Linked DNA regions of Homo sapiens: region 1 is linked to region 2. The links are chromatin contacts, found by POLR2A ChIA-PET in ENCODE. All regions are on one chromosome and are shown on one strand. Each heading gives the region's core, a stretch centred on a gene start or an enhancer-like site at or near the end of the contact. The rest is flanking DNA. Distances are from core to core; before and after follow the strand shown. Region 1 overlaps MYOM1 (myomesin 1). Region 2 overlaps EMILIN2 (elastin microfibril interfacer 2).

Region 1 (6,356 bases), core at 1,544-4,043, 300 kb before region 2:
CATCAACTCGTCATTTACATTAGGTATATCTCCCAATGCTATCCCTCCCCCTCCCCTCACCTCATGACAGGCATACTTTTTAAAGAGCAGGATTCATTTGGGTTTCTGGCCTGAAGCCTAGATTGAATTTGTCCATGGAAATCTTGATTGTAGCCTGCAGGAAGATCAGGAAAACTCATTGGAGCAATGTGTTGGTATCAGTGTGTACCTGTCATTCACTCACTCGGCACTCATGTTTTCATATCTATATGTTGGACACTGGACTAGATCCTCAAGCAAAGCATTTATAATACATGTTTAAAATTCTTCAGTTTCAGCCAGGCGCGAGGGCTCACGCCTGTAATCCCAGCTCTTTAGGAGGCCGAGTCGGGCGGATTACCTGAGGTCCAGAGTTCGAGACCAGCCTGGCCAACATGGTGAAACTCCATCTGTACTAAAAGTACAAAAATTAGCCGGGTGTGGTGGCAGGAACCTGTAGTACCAGCTACACAGGAGGCTGAGGCAGGAGAATTGCTTGAATCTGGGAGGTGGAAGTTGCAGTGAGTGAGATCGCACCACTGCGCTACAGCCTGGGGGACAGAGCAAGACCCTGTCTCAAAAAAAAAAAAAAAAAAAATTATTCAGTTTCACCCAAAGGTCGTTGTCAAATAGATACTTAAAGAAATGTGTCATTAAGCCCATTATAATAATTCAAAACCTAGGAATAAAATAGTTACAAAGGCAGAGATTCAGAAAACTCTTCTATTCTCACAAATTATGAGGGTTTGTAAATTTCATAATAGAATCATGCATTGAGTTTATTTTCAAGATTAGAATTATTAATCACATATTCAAATTTAGCAGTTACTACCATATTATCATAGAAAAAACAGCTTATATTTAAAATGGTTAACACAAATTATTTACAATTTACAACAGTTTTCCAACATAAGGATTTGGAGTTTTACTTTGGATTTTTCTTATTTACTTAATTCCAAAATCTATCCCAATGGGATCTCTCTCTCTCTCTCAATCTCTCTCAGATAGTTTTTAAAGTGGGTCTAGAGTGATTTACTCAAAACAGGTTGGATTATAAGCAGCAATCTCATTTGTGGTGAGATTCAGTATATTAAAGATCATCTTTGGCCGGGCGTGGTGGTTCATGCCTGTAATCCCAGCACTTTGGGGGCCGAAGCAGGCAGATCACCTGAGGTCAGGAGTTTGAGACCAGCCTGGCCAACATGGTGAAAGCCCATGTCTACTAAAAATACAAAAAGTAGCTGGACGTGGTGGCACGCTCCTATAGTCCCAGCTACTTGGGAGGCTGAGGCAGGGGAACCACTTGAACCCGGAAGGCGGAGGTTGCAGTGAGCACAGATCGTGCCACTGCTCTTCAGCCTGGGTGACAGAGTAAGTAAGACTCCGTCTCAAAAAAAAAAAAAAAGATCATCTCGGTGTGCATTATTTGTGGGTAGAAAATAATTTTTGTGAAGTCTTTTGCTTGATCATGCTTTACACTGCCAAAGAGCTTTTACTGTGACCCCATACTATAAACTCGGCCCAACATCCAAACTGACATTTGTCTGGGAGAATTGTGTGTTTTACACACATAAAGGAAATGTCACTGGAAAAACTTATAGTATACTGAAAGCTCATTAGCAATTCATAGACATTACATAAAAATGATAAGGGAGATAGTATACATCTGAATATTCACAGGGATTTAAGAAAGCTTTTGATATGTAATCCCAGGGTGTGGATTAACCTCCAAAATTAGCCGATGACTACTCAGCTTGGAATTTCATGTTCTAGAAATAACAAGCTGTGAAGTATATACAGAACAGGCCCCAAATCCTTCTTTTCTTCCCTGACTTAAAGCTAAAGATAGCCAGTCTCAAGTGACTGCAAACCTAAATGCCTCACTGGGTGGAATTCTTTGGAGAATAGAATCAAATACCTTTCTGACTTAATCCTTGACCACCGCTTTAAATGAAGAATTTCTCACATTGGTATCTGGAGCTCCAGAGAAAAGACTACAAGCTCTGCAGTCAAAGTGATGTGTGGTGTGTGTGTATTTTAAACCCATTTCTCTTGCCATGTGGTGATAATAGAAAAGTTGTTAGCTGGGGAAAAGGTATTAGGGTGCTAAATTGAGTAGTAATGGAAAGAAAGGATGGTGAAGCAACTATGGGAGCTGCAAAATAGTTTTTTATTTTATTTTTAAAAATTCATTTTTTACAGTCATGGAGTCTTGCCATGTTACCCAGCTGGTCTCGAACTCCTGGCCTCAAACGATCCTCCTGCTTCAGCCTCCCAAAGTTCTGGGATTACAGGCATGAACTGCCACTGCTGACCTGCAGAATACTTTGTAATGAAAATTTTATAGAGATATGAGCAATACTTTTGATCCGAAGCCGAATTGAGTGTCACTGAGTCATTTGGTCAAACAGCACATGTCACAGCCGTTGGTATCACAGCGCTTTTCTTAGGCAAAGAGGAACCACTGAAAACCCTCCAGCACAAGAAAGAGCAGAGCCAGAGTGAGCTTGAGTCCAGTGTGAAATTACCTAAACCAATTATAGAAGAAGAGCATGCCAATTAACATGTTCTACCCTGTACTTCATCTAAACGGGGAATGCGGGAGATTAGAAGTGGCCAGTGGATTTCTTTTTCCAGGCCATCTCTGATCAGATAGTCCTGTCTGCTCGAGCCATGTTGAGACAGCTGTCTGAAGCTGCTGGCAGGAAATAGCACTGCATCAACTTGCAGGGTCTTCTGTGTTTGGAGAAGGTTATGTTGCTGCACCTGCCACACAGCTGCGATTCTTAAGCCAGTCCCACCCTCTCCATTTCACATCTGAGGGAACTGAGACTGTCAACTTACTTTCTTCGTGTGCATTTATTTAAAATCATCCAACTTTGGGAGGCTGAGGCAGGGGGATCGCTTGAGCCCAGGAATTTGAGACCAACTTGAGCAACATAGTGAGACCTCATCGCTATTTATTTAAAATAAAATCATCCATATCATGACATATATGCTTGTCAGAACTCTGTTCTCTCAGACAAAAAATTATGAAGCTACAATTAATCTATTGCATTACGTGCTAATTCTGTTCAACCAAATTTAACCAATTCTGAGCGCCTGCTGTTTGCCCATGACTCATTCTTCCTCAGGAGTAGGAATAGAAGTAAATGTGGATCAGGCCAGGCACAGTGGCTCATGGCTGTAATCCTAGCATTTTGGGAGGCCGAGGTGGGAGGATTGCTTGAGCCCAGGAGTTTAAGACCAGCATAGGCAACATAGCAAGAGCCTGTCTCTACAAAAAATAGAAAAAATTAGCTGAGTGTGGTGGTGCACACTTGTAGTCCCAGCTACTTGGTAGTCTGAGGTGGGAAGATTGCTCGAGCCTGGGAGGTGGAGGTTGCAGGGAGCTATAATCACACCATTGCACTCCAGCATGGGAGACAGAGCGAGACACTGTCTCAAAAAAAAAAAGTAAATGTGGATCAGACACAATCCCAACCTCAAAGGTTTGGCAACATAATAGAAGAGACACATATCCAACCATAATTTTGATAAATGTTATATTTAGTAACTTGAAGCAAGGAACCCTGATGCAGAGAGGCAGGAACGATTCATACTGTGTCATATTTTAGGGAAGAGTTTATTGAAGAAGTTGCATTTGATCTGAATCTTGAAGGATGAGTTCGGGTTCTGTTATATGGAGGAGAGTGTTTGTTTGTTTTAAGTGTAGAAAATGAATAACGTGCTTTAGGGACGGAGGGGTGTATGTGTATGTGAGAGAGAGAGCTGGGGAAAGGAAGGAGCTGACTGAAGCCAGTATTCTTCCTTCCTCTCCCTTTCCATCATGTTCCCTACTCCCAAACCTCCTTATGATCGTGTCCACAAGTCTGAAGAAATGAAATGCAGACAGAACAATTGGAAAATGGAAGCATCATGTGGGTCAGCAGCCAGGCTGCCGGTTCAAATCCCTCCTCTGCTGTTCCTGGCTGTGTGACTGGGCAAGTTCCTGAAACCCCCATGCCTTGGTTTCTTCATCTGGAAAATGAGGTTAAAAACAGCACTATCTCATACGGTGGTTGTGAGAACTGAACTTACCAATGTATGCATAAAGCGCTTAGAGCATTGCCTGGCTCATAGTCAATTCTCTGTGTCAGCTATGTTAATCAGGGTTATTGACGTCATCTGTGCGTGCGAAGTGGGCTGTCTGAAAGGGAAACAAGTGAAACCCAGTTCCTCTTTTGGGCAGAAAATGGTTTAAGTAGAAAAGCCTGGTCCAGCACCATAGCCACTGGCTACTGAGAACATGAGGAAGTGGTGAAGAATCCAGGCGCCACGTACAGACCCAGAAGACAGGGTCCCAGGGAGAGGCCCGCCTGCGTAGTCCACTCTCCGAGGGCTGTGAGGCTTAACCAGATATGGAACAGTCAGAAAAAGGGAGGCTTTCAGCTCTTACTTGTCAGAAGTTTCCTTTCATGATTTATATTATAAATTCTTCCAAGGCAAGAGCCATGTTTGTTTATGACATTGAATAAAACACTTAAATATAATGATCGTTCAATACAATGATATTGCAGGCCGAGCATAGTGGCTCACACCTGTAATCCCAGCACTTTGGGAGGTCAAGGCAGGTGGATGACCTGAGGTCAGGGGTTCGAGATCAGCCTGACCAACATGGTGAAACCCCATCTGTACTAAAAATACAAAAAACTAGCCAGGCGTAGTGGCCGGTGCCTGTAATCCCAGCTACTGGGGAGGCTGAGGCAGGAGAATCACTTGAACCCGGGAGGTGGAGTTTGCAGTGAGCCAAGATGATGCCATTGCACTCCAGCCTGGGCAACAAGAGTGAAACTCTGTCTCAAATAATAATAATAATAATAATAATAATAATAATAATAATAATGATATTGCTTCTAACAACATGCAAGAATGTTAGCAGGAAGAATGTTTTGCTCTCATCCTACACAGATAGCCAGCAATAAAACCCCCAACAGAAAGCCTTCCTCTCTGTTACATCAATAGTGGTCAACTTTTTAAAAAGCTTATTTATGTATTTATTTGTTTTATTTATTTTTAAAAAGCTTATTTGTTTGTTTGTTTTATTTATTTTAAGACACGGTCTCACTCTGTTGCCCAGGCTGGAGTGCAGTGGTGCGATCATAGCTCACTGCAGCCTCAGCCTCTCAGGCTCAAGCTATTCTCCCACTGCAGCCTCCAAAGTAGTTGGGACTACAGGTTTACACTCAGCTAATTTTTTGTAGTTTTTGTAGATTCAGGGTCTTGCTTATTGCCCAGGCTGGTCACAAACTCCTGGCCTCAAGTGATTCTTCCACTTCAGCCTCCCAAAGTGCTGGGATTACAGGAATTACATGCATAAGCCACCATGCCTGGCCTAAAACCTTTTAAATTATAATATAACATGCACACAAAAAGTGTGCATATTATATACTGCAAATTTTTTTTTTTCGAGATGGAGTCTCACTCCGTCGCCCAGGCTGGAGTGCAGTGGCACAATCTCAGCTCACTGCAACCTCCGCCTCCTGGGTTCAAACAATTCTTGTGCCTGAGCCTCCTGAGTAGCTGGGATTACAGGTGTGTGCTACCATGCCTGGCTAATTTTTAGTATTACTAGTAGAGATGGTATTTCACCACGTTGGCCAGGCTGGTCTCAAACTCCTGACCTCAAGTGATTTGCCCGCCTCGGCTTCCCAAAGACTGCACACTTTTACAAATGAATTGCTTTAGTGAATTTTTGTAGATTGCACACACCCATGTAACTGACACCCAAATCAATAAACATTATTGACACCCAAGAAGCCTCCTTCTTGCGTCCCAACACACTACTGATTTCTAGTAGCATTAATTAGTTTTTTGTTTTTGTATTCTATATAAAAGCAATCATTCTGCTGTGCACTGTTTTGTAACTGGCTTTTTTCGGTAACTATGTTACATGATATTCAGCCATATTGCTGTGAATCGTCAACATTTTTCATGTAAGTTTATAGAGGAGGGGAAAGCACTTCATCAAGAAGTGTGATGTATTGCTGGTGCACTTCACGTAAGCCAATATGATTTACATTTATTTAATCGATGCTGCTGCTACCCTCAGTGCCCTGTTTACAGATGTTCCTGCAAGAACAAGAATTGTGTGTGTGTTTAATCATGAAGTTGTTTACACTTCAACTTACTTCATTTTGTTTCCATTCTGTTATAGGTATAAAAACCAGGTGCCAATAAATGTCCATGCAAACCCTGGAAAGTATATTATTGAGAGTCGATATGGGATGCACACTCTGGAGATTAATGGGTAAGAGAACATTAGTGTCCATGTGTTGCTCACCATTGCTCAGGGAGGC
Region 2 (7,331 bases), core at 4,698-7,197:
TTTGGTGTTTTTTTAGCAGCAATATTGGAAGCTAGAGAAAAACTGAGCACTATTGTCAAAATTCTGAAGGAAAGTGATTTCTGACCTAGATTTCTGAAGCTAGAATAAAAAATAGTGTTCATACTATAAAGTGGTAAAAAGTTTGCTTCCCATGTAATTGTCTCATGAAGCTACTAAAGGACATGCTCAAGCAAAGCAAGGGGCTAAGCCAAGAAAGAGGGAGCAGGGGACACAGGAAACAGGGAATTCAACAGGAGAGGGGCAAGTTAAGATCCTCGGGTGAAGACAGGAAAAGAGGATGTCCCGTCCAGGTAGGGCAAGTGAGAAGGCTCAAGGGAGACTTCTTCAAGAAGATGAAAATGCTGTGTCTGAACATATGGAGGGGACATTTAGAGAGCCAGAGAAGAGTTGGGTTGAAATAGCAATAAAAAGAGAGAAAACTAAGCAAAGGAAAAACATAAGACAATGATTTAACTGTAAGGAATCAAAAAGCTGCGTAGGAAAGAAAATCTATTCATAGTACACCACATGGCTCAGCTGTAAACATTATCTACATAGTTACTACAATGTAAACACTGAATACTGAGTAAATAAAGAATATGGTCTAACTGTATGGAAGGGATGGGGGGATAGGAGCCATGTGTTGAGGAGTGGATGAAAGGGAGTTAAATTCTCACCTTCCATAATGAAAAACCAATAGATATGGAGGTAAATTCCAAAAGATTCATCTGAAGAGTTTAAAGTACTACCCATGGGAAGGGAAAATGAGAAAAAGGGTTTCAGGGTGGTCATTGTTTTTCCTATTAGTCCTTATAAAGCTATTCAACTTATTAAACTACAATATGCTTAAACTTCTGTCAAACAAAAACTAAAATGAAACAAAACAAAAATAAATGATTACAATCCACCAGCCCCCATGTCATGTTCCCTCCATCCCAGTATCTGTCATGAATTATTGTAATTACTCTCTAATGTCTGCCTTCCATGAAGTCAGGGACTCTGTCTGCCTTTTTTCTCACTTATTCCAAGTACCCAGTATAGAGCCTGACAGATATAGAAGTTCAATAAATATTTGTGAGATAAATGAATTTTTCTTTAACAAAATCAATGTACAGACATAGGAAAGAGAGTAAGGTTCTATAACAAAATGTCAACAGTAGTTCTCATTTAGTCATGAGATTATGTATCCTTAAATATTTTTCAAACATTCTTTAATTGATGTGCATTACTTTTGTAGTTAAAAAGTCATTTTAAAATCTATTTTTACAGACAATGTTGGGAAGAACTACGAGTTTCAAACCTGAGAACACCTCATGGCAAAATATAATCATTTAAGCATCTAATTTCATAAGAAAACCTAGGCTGCATTTATTGTGACTGAACTTAAAAAGATGAAGTGATGGCCAGGCACAGTGGCTCACGCCTGTAATCCCAGCACTTTGGGAGGCCGAGGTGGGCAGATCACTTGAGGTCAGGAGTTGGAGACCAGCCTGGCCAACATGGTGAAACCCCATCTCTACCAAAAGTACAAAAATCAGCCGGGCATGGTGGCAGGCGCCTGTAATCCCAGCTACTCGGAGGCCAAGGCAGGAGAATTGCTTGAACCAGGTAGGCAGAGGTTGCAGTGAACCGAGATTGCGCCACTGCACTCCAGCCTGGGCGACAGAGCGAGACTCCATCTCAAAAAAATAAAAAATAAAAAACAATTTTAACCCCCCTAAATTCAGATGTATGGGCCCAAGTAAAAACAAACAGTACATCATTACATCTGAATCTCTTCACAGCTGTGCCTCCAGGTGACACAAGTCTGAACCCACTGGCATTTCCTACCCTGATGTTTAAGGCATTGGCTTTCACAACAAGCTGGCCCTAGCAAAGCAATTTACTTGCAAGGAAGTTTGTCTTACAATTGCTACTGCTCCTGAGAATAAATTTGTCACATGTGGCTACTGCAGGTATCTATGTGTGTTATTCGAAGGCCATTCAAAGCTCACCATTGTAAAGCACAAATCCTGTTGTTTGAAGGAGCACCGGAAATATTAAAGGTGGCCATACATAATAGCACAAATAAGAAGTTACCTGTGGCTTTCTTCAAGCTGTTTCGAGGCCGAGCCGGCGTGGGGCGGAGGGTCTTCACGGGGTCTTTGGGACCTTCTTGGCAATCTCCCCCTCTAAAGCCAGGACAGCACCTCCATTCCAACTGTGTCACTGTCTTATACCTAGTGACATATCTAGGTCTGAAGTTCACTCGATACCTGTGGACAGAAGGGATGGCATCTCTCTTTACTGGCTGCCGTTACAAGCAACTTCCGGCGCTAGACCCAAATAAAGAGGACTCAGGGCATGCAGGACCCTGCCTGCTCTCCAGGCTGGCCCAGAGGGGATGTTGGTCTCCTCAGTCCAGATCTGACTGGGGGGTTCAGCCTAACTCAGATCAGCCTCAGGAAGGCAGGGGCTCCCCAATCCTCCACCTGCCCTGAGCACCCGTTTCCCAGCAAGGGGAACACACAGCTTAGAAAATCTCCACCAAGACTCCCATTTGAGAAGGATACTTTTCAGCCCCCAAACTGAGCTTTTGTTTCACCAAACTTCTGTTCTACAATTCAGTTTGTGGGGATTTGTTTCAGGTGTCACTAGAGATTGTTTTGTTTTGTGTTTTAAAGAAATATTCCTGGCCGGGCACAGTGGCTCATGCCTGTAATCCCAGCACTTTGGGAGGCTGAGGCCAGCAGATCACTTGAGGCCAGGAGTTCGAGACTAGCCTGGCTAACATGGTGAAATCTAGTCTCTACAAAAAATACGAAACTTAGCCAGGTGTTGTGGCGCATGCCTGTAGTCCCAGCTACCGCTGAGGCACGAGAATTGTTTGAATCCAGAAGGCGGAGGTTGCAGTGAGCTGAGATCACGCCATTGCACTCCAGCCTGGGAGACACAGCGAGACTGTCTCAAAAAAAAGAAAAAGAGGCTGGGCGCGGTGGCTCACGCCTGTAATCTGAGCACTTTGGGAGGCCGAGGCAGGCGGATCACGAGGTCAGGAGATCGAGACCATCCTGGCTAACACGGTGAAACCCCGTCTCTACTAAAAATACAAAAACATTAGCCGGGCGTGATGGCGTGCGCCTGTAGTCCCAGCTCCTTGGGAGGCTGAGGCAGGAGAATGGCGTGAACCCGGGAGGTGGAGCTTGCAGTGAGCCGAGATCGCGCCACTGCACTCCAGCCTGGGTGACAGAGCAAGACTCCAACTCAAAAAAAATAAAAAGAAAGAAAGAAACATCCCTGGCACCCTGCTCTCCATCATGTCTGTGTGTTTACCGCTGCACCTCCCTTTCCTGATGCTAGCAAAGGTAGCCACCAGCTTTTGCAGATGGCAGCTCACACTATTTGTGTCCACTTTTTACAAAGATGCCCTGGTTCATACTGTCAATGACAGAAATCAGGAAGCAGAATTGGAAGCACTCAAAAAGTCCTGTTGACAGTGCACATCCCCTCATGCCCTGGAATATCACACAGAGAGCTTTGCAGTGAGCTGGAAAGTCCTCCAGACTCAAGGCCGGGCCTGGGCCCACAACAGACTTTGACAGCCCTGCAGTCCCGGGCTCACCAGGGAAGGAGCCAGGAGTTCAGCCCCCGCAGCGGCCCCTGCTCACAGCACAGGCAAAAGCCACAGCCACACAGGATGGGGCCTCCCTACTTCAGCCCAATTGTGATTTCCTGCCTTGCAAATCATCTCTCTTGAAGCTCTTCAGCTCCTCTTCATTTCTTACACCAGCACCAGCAGCTGGCCTTCTTCTTGAGCCAATTCCCAGAAAGCAATAGGCTGAGTGTCACTTTTTCAGGGTTGCTGAGAGCTGCCCATGGGGGGAGGCGGGACAATAGCAGCAGCGGGGTTACCCAGCAAAGCAACTCCCTCCCAAGCACCAGCCCTGTGGCAGGTGGACTTCAAAGTTACCTCCCTGAGGAAAGCACAAATCATGTGCTGGACCTTTGACATCCTCCCCGAGGGTCACACACTGACAATTACACTCTGGGTATAGGATCCACCCCGCTGGGACTGGCTAGGCACCCTGCAGAATCCCAAGAGGGCCCTGCCGACAGCTAGGACCCGCCAAGCCCATTAGACCTCCTAGCACCTTCCACTGTCCCTGTTTCCTTTGGTTTTTGTTGTGTTTTTTGTTTTGTAGAGATAAGTATCACTTGGTCGCCCAGGCTGGAGTGCAGTGGTACAATCATGGTACACTGCAACCTCAAACTCCTGGGCTCAAGTGATCCTCCACCTCGGCCTCCCAAAATGCTGAGATTACAGGCACCATGCCTGGGTCATATTTTTTTTTTTTTGAGATGATGTTTCACTCTCGTTGCCCAGGCTGGAGTACAATGGCGCGATCTCGGCTCACTGCAACCTCTGCCTCCCGGGTTCAAGCGATTCGCCTGCCTCAGCCTCCCAAGTAGCTGGGATTACAGGCACCCACCACCATGCCTGGTTATTTTTTGTATTTTTAGTAGAGACATAGTTTCACCATGTTGGCTGGGCTGGTCTTGAACTCCTGACCTCAGGTGATCTACCCACCCTTTAGCCCCCAAAGTGCTGGGATTACAGGTGTGAGCCACTGTGCCCAGCCAATTTAAAAAAATTTTTTTAAGAGATAGGGTCTCACTATGTTGCCCAGGCTGGTCTCGAGCCCATGGCCTCAAGTGATCCCCCAACCTCAAAGTGCTGGGATTACAGGCATGAGCCACCACACCCGGCCTGTTTGCCTTGATCTTTAGGGCAGTGGTTCTTAGCCTGAGCCATCAGAATCACCCAGGAAACTGTGAAAAAATACCCACGCCTGGGTCTCACCCTCAGAGGTTTTGATTTAAGGGGTCTGGGGTGGCAGCCAGGCATGCAGATGTTAGAAAGCTCCAGAGAGCCTTTTCCAAGGAAAACTGAAGAGGAAGCCTGGTAGTAAAATGGAAAAACAAGGGCTGCTCGGGCAGTTGGGAGGATGAGGAGAGGAAAGACCTTCCAGGCTCTTCCTTCTCTCATTGCTGTCCACCTCCACCAAGGCCCTACTATACATTTTCCCCTTTTCACAAGTGAGAAAACAGAGGCTCATGGGGTTAAGCGACTTATCCAAGTTCAAACAGCCCGGAAGGGGCAGGGCCGTTAAACCCAAGCCTCCTCCCTGCACCCCACACAGCCGTTCTCTCAGGCGATGCCTTACATTGGAGGAAGCGGCCCCACCTGGAGATGTTCCAGAAGGCCCTAAGGGCTGGGTAAGAAGGTAGGCAACCCCCACTTCGGCCAACCCATTCCTGAGCATCCCACCCGTGGCCAGGTACACACCAGCCCTCGGTCCCCACCACCACCTAGCAGGAGTCCTCTGTGTGGTCCTTGAAAATGTAAAAAGGGAAGAAAGCATCATTGCGCTGGATTGTTTTGCGTTCTCAAGTAGAGCATAATGCTGGAAGAATGTGTAATCTCAGAAAAACGTGGTTCCTCTGAGCATTCAGACTGAATGTGAAATGTGTTTGCTCTCGGGTTTTGTTCATCGGCCAGGAGATGACGGCCCAGGCCTGCATGAAGCTGTCTCAGAGGAGGCTGAGCCAGGCCAGGCAGAGCACACTCCTGTGCCCATTGAAGAGGAACGGCCCCCACTCCAGCCCAGCAGCGGGCTGTGACCTCTGTCATGCCCCAGAGCGGAAGAAAGGCCTTGCTGTGCCAACACACTTTGTTCTTTTCTTTCAAGGCAATTTTATTTTGGGGCCAGCTCCCCAGCTCCTAATGTAGGAAAGTTCCCTGGAGCCTGGAGCCCCCACCCCTCCCACTCTACACATGTTCCCCACTCCTGCTCCGCGTCTAATCTGCCTGCTGTTGAGTTTCTGGCCAAGGGAGTTCAGGTTGAGGCGCTCCTGACAAGTTTTCAAGTCTAGCATGGGGAAGAGGACTTCCTGGCTGGCATCAACAGTTGGAATCCATCAGCAGCCACCTCCTGCGGTGAGAAAGCTCCCTAGGGATGTCGCATGACGATGACAAAGCTGGATCTCAGAGGTGGCCTTGGGCCCTGCTAGTCAGCCCTCGGGCTCAGTTGGGAGCTCAGGGGGAGGTGGAGATGAAAGGGTTGTCCAATCCCAAATCCCTACTGGGATTTTCCCAGCAGAAAGGGGTTCCCACTAAGACAGTAGCCAGCTAGAAGCTTTCCTAGAGGATGGGGAGCAACAAAGGAGGATTCTGGGTCACCCTCTTCATCACCCAAGGCACTGCAGGAAAATAGCTAGTGAGCTTTAGAAAATGCCAAGGAATTTTCAGCAAAATTATACCTTAATTGGTGGAGGGTGCTCGTACCTTTCTAAAAGTCCCCAAGTCGTTGTCAAGTGCAGCCAAAGTGGAAAAGCCCCAGACCCAGGACCCACTTCCTCCCTTCAGGGAATCGGCCACCCTCCTAAGAGGACCAGGCAGGGGACATGAAACAGAGACAGGCGGCCCAAGCATCCCCAGGGGCCCCGGGCTGTGAGCACACGGGAGATGCTCACTCGATACAGAATCAGTCAACTAACTGCAGTGTGGGGGTGGCCAAGCCGAGGGACCCGCAGCCAGAGGAAAAGTTAAGGCGGCGGGGCTGCGCAGCGCTGGAGGGGCGGACTCGGCTGCAGCCCTGGCTCCCTTCCCAGCCTCGGCTGTGACTGTGATGGTGCCCCAGCCCTCTGGAGAGCCCCGTCCACAGGTGCCTTGGGTATGGGCGGGGGCGGCCCTTGGGGCTGTAACCCTGGGCCTGTCGCCCTGCCGCCTCGCCCCTGTGAACTCTCCCCCATTCCAGCCAAGTCTCCTTTGCCCGCCTCTTCCTCTAAAACCCTTTTCGGAGGTGAAAACAAGGGTTTCCCATTTTAATGGGTTCAGCAACCGTGTCAAGACACTAGACTGGCCCAGGAGATTCTAATGAGAAGGAAGGTGTCAAAAAAAAAAGTCCTGGAAAAGTTGTGTCAGCGTCCAGGGACCATATGACTGGAAGTGTCCCTGTTAAAACAAAATGACAGTACCTCCACTTGATGTCACCCCCACAAAGACTCCTTCTACTGACTCAAGTTGAGACCTCCTTCATAACACGCCTCAGTTCACACTTGTGTTTGCTTACTCCGTGTTTGTCCTCCCTGCCAGACTGTAAGCCCCATGAGGATAGAATTCCTGTTGGTTTTGTTCACTATAACATCCCATTTTTAAAAATTAATATACTAGGCTGGGCACAGTGGCTCATGCCTGCAATCCTAGCACTCTGGGAGGCCAAGGACTGAGGATTGCTGAGCTCAGGAGTTCGAGAACAGCCTGGGCAACATAGCAAAACCTCATCTCTACT

The links. ChIA-PET counts read pairs that join two places held with the same protein, here RNA polymerase II (POLR2A).
Region 1: POLR2A ChIA-PET joins it to region 2 with 11 read pairs in BJ. The contact joins two enhancer-like sites. POLR2A ChIA-PET finds 5 or more read pairs at or near these places in 5 of 52 experiments (BJ, H1, T-cell and 2 more).

The regions. Positions count from the first base shown.
Region 1 is chr18:3,175,993-3,182,348 of GRCh38, reverse strand. MYOM1 (myomesin 1) reads left to right here. Exons shown (of 38, transcript NM_003803.4): 6 at 6,215-6,307. Among named protein-coding and RNA genes, the nearest start is that of MYOM1, 41 kb to the left of the region's middle. RefSeq lists enhancers at 4,020-4,409, 4,430-4,549. Within about 2 kb of position 2,793, at least 13 of the 41 ENCODE cell types and tissues checked have a DNase peak (open chromatin) inside an H3K27ac peak, as active enhancers do.
Region 2 is chr18:2,879,888-2,887,218 of GRCh38, reverse strand. EMILIN2 (elastin microfibril interfacer 2) reads right to left here. Exons shown (of 8, transcript NM_032048.3): 3 at 2,080-2,255. Among named protein-coding and RNA genes, the nearest start is that of EMILIN2, 37 kb to the right of the region's middle. Within about 2 kb of position 5,947, at least 14 of the 41 ENCODE cell types and tissues checked have a DNase peak (open chromatin) inside an H3K27ac peak, as active enhancers do.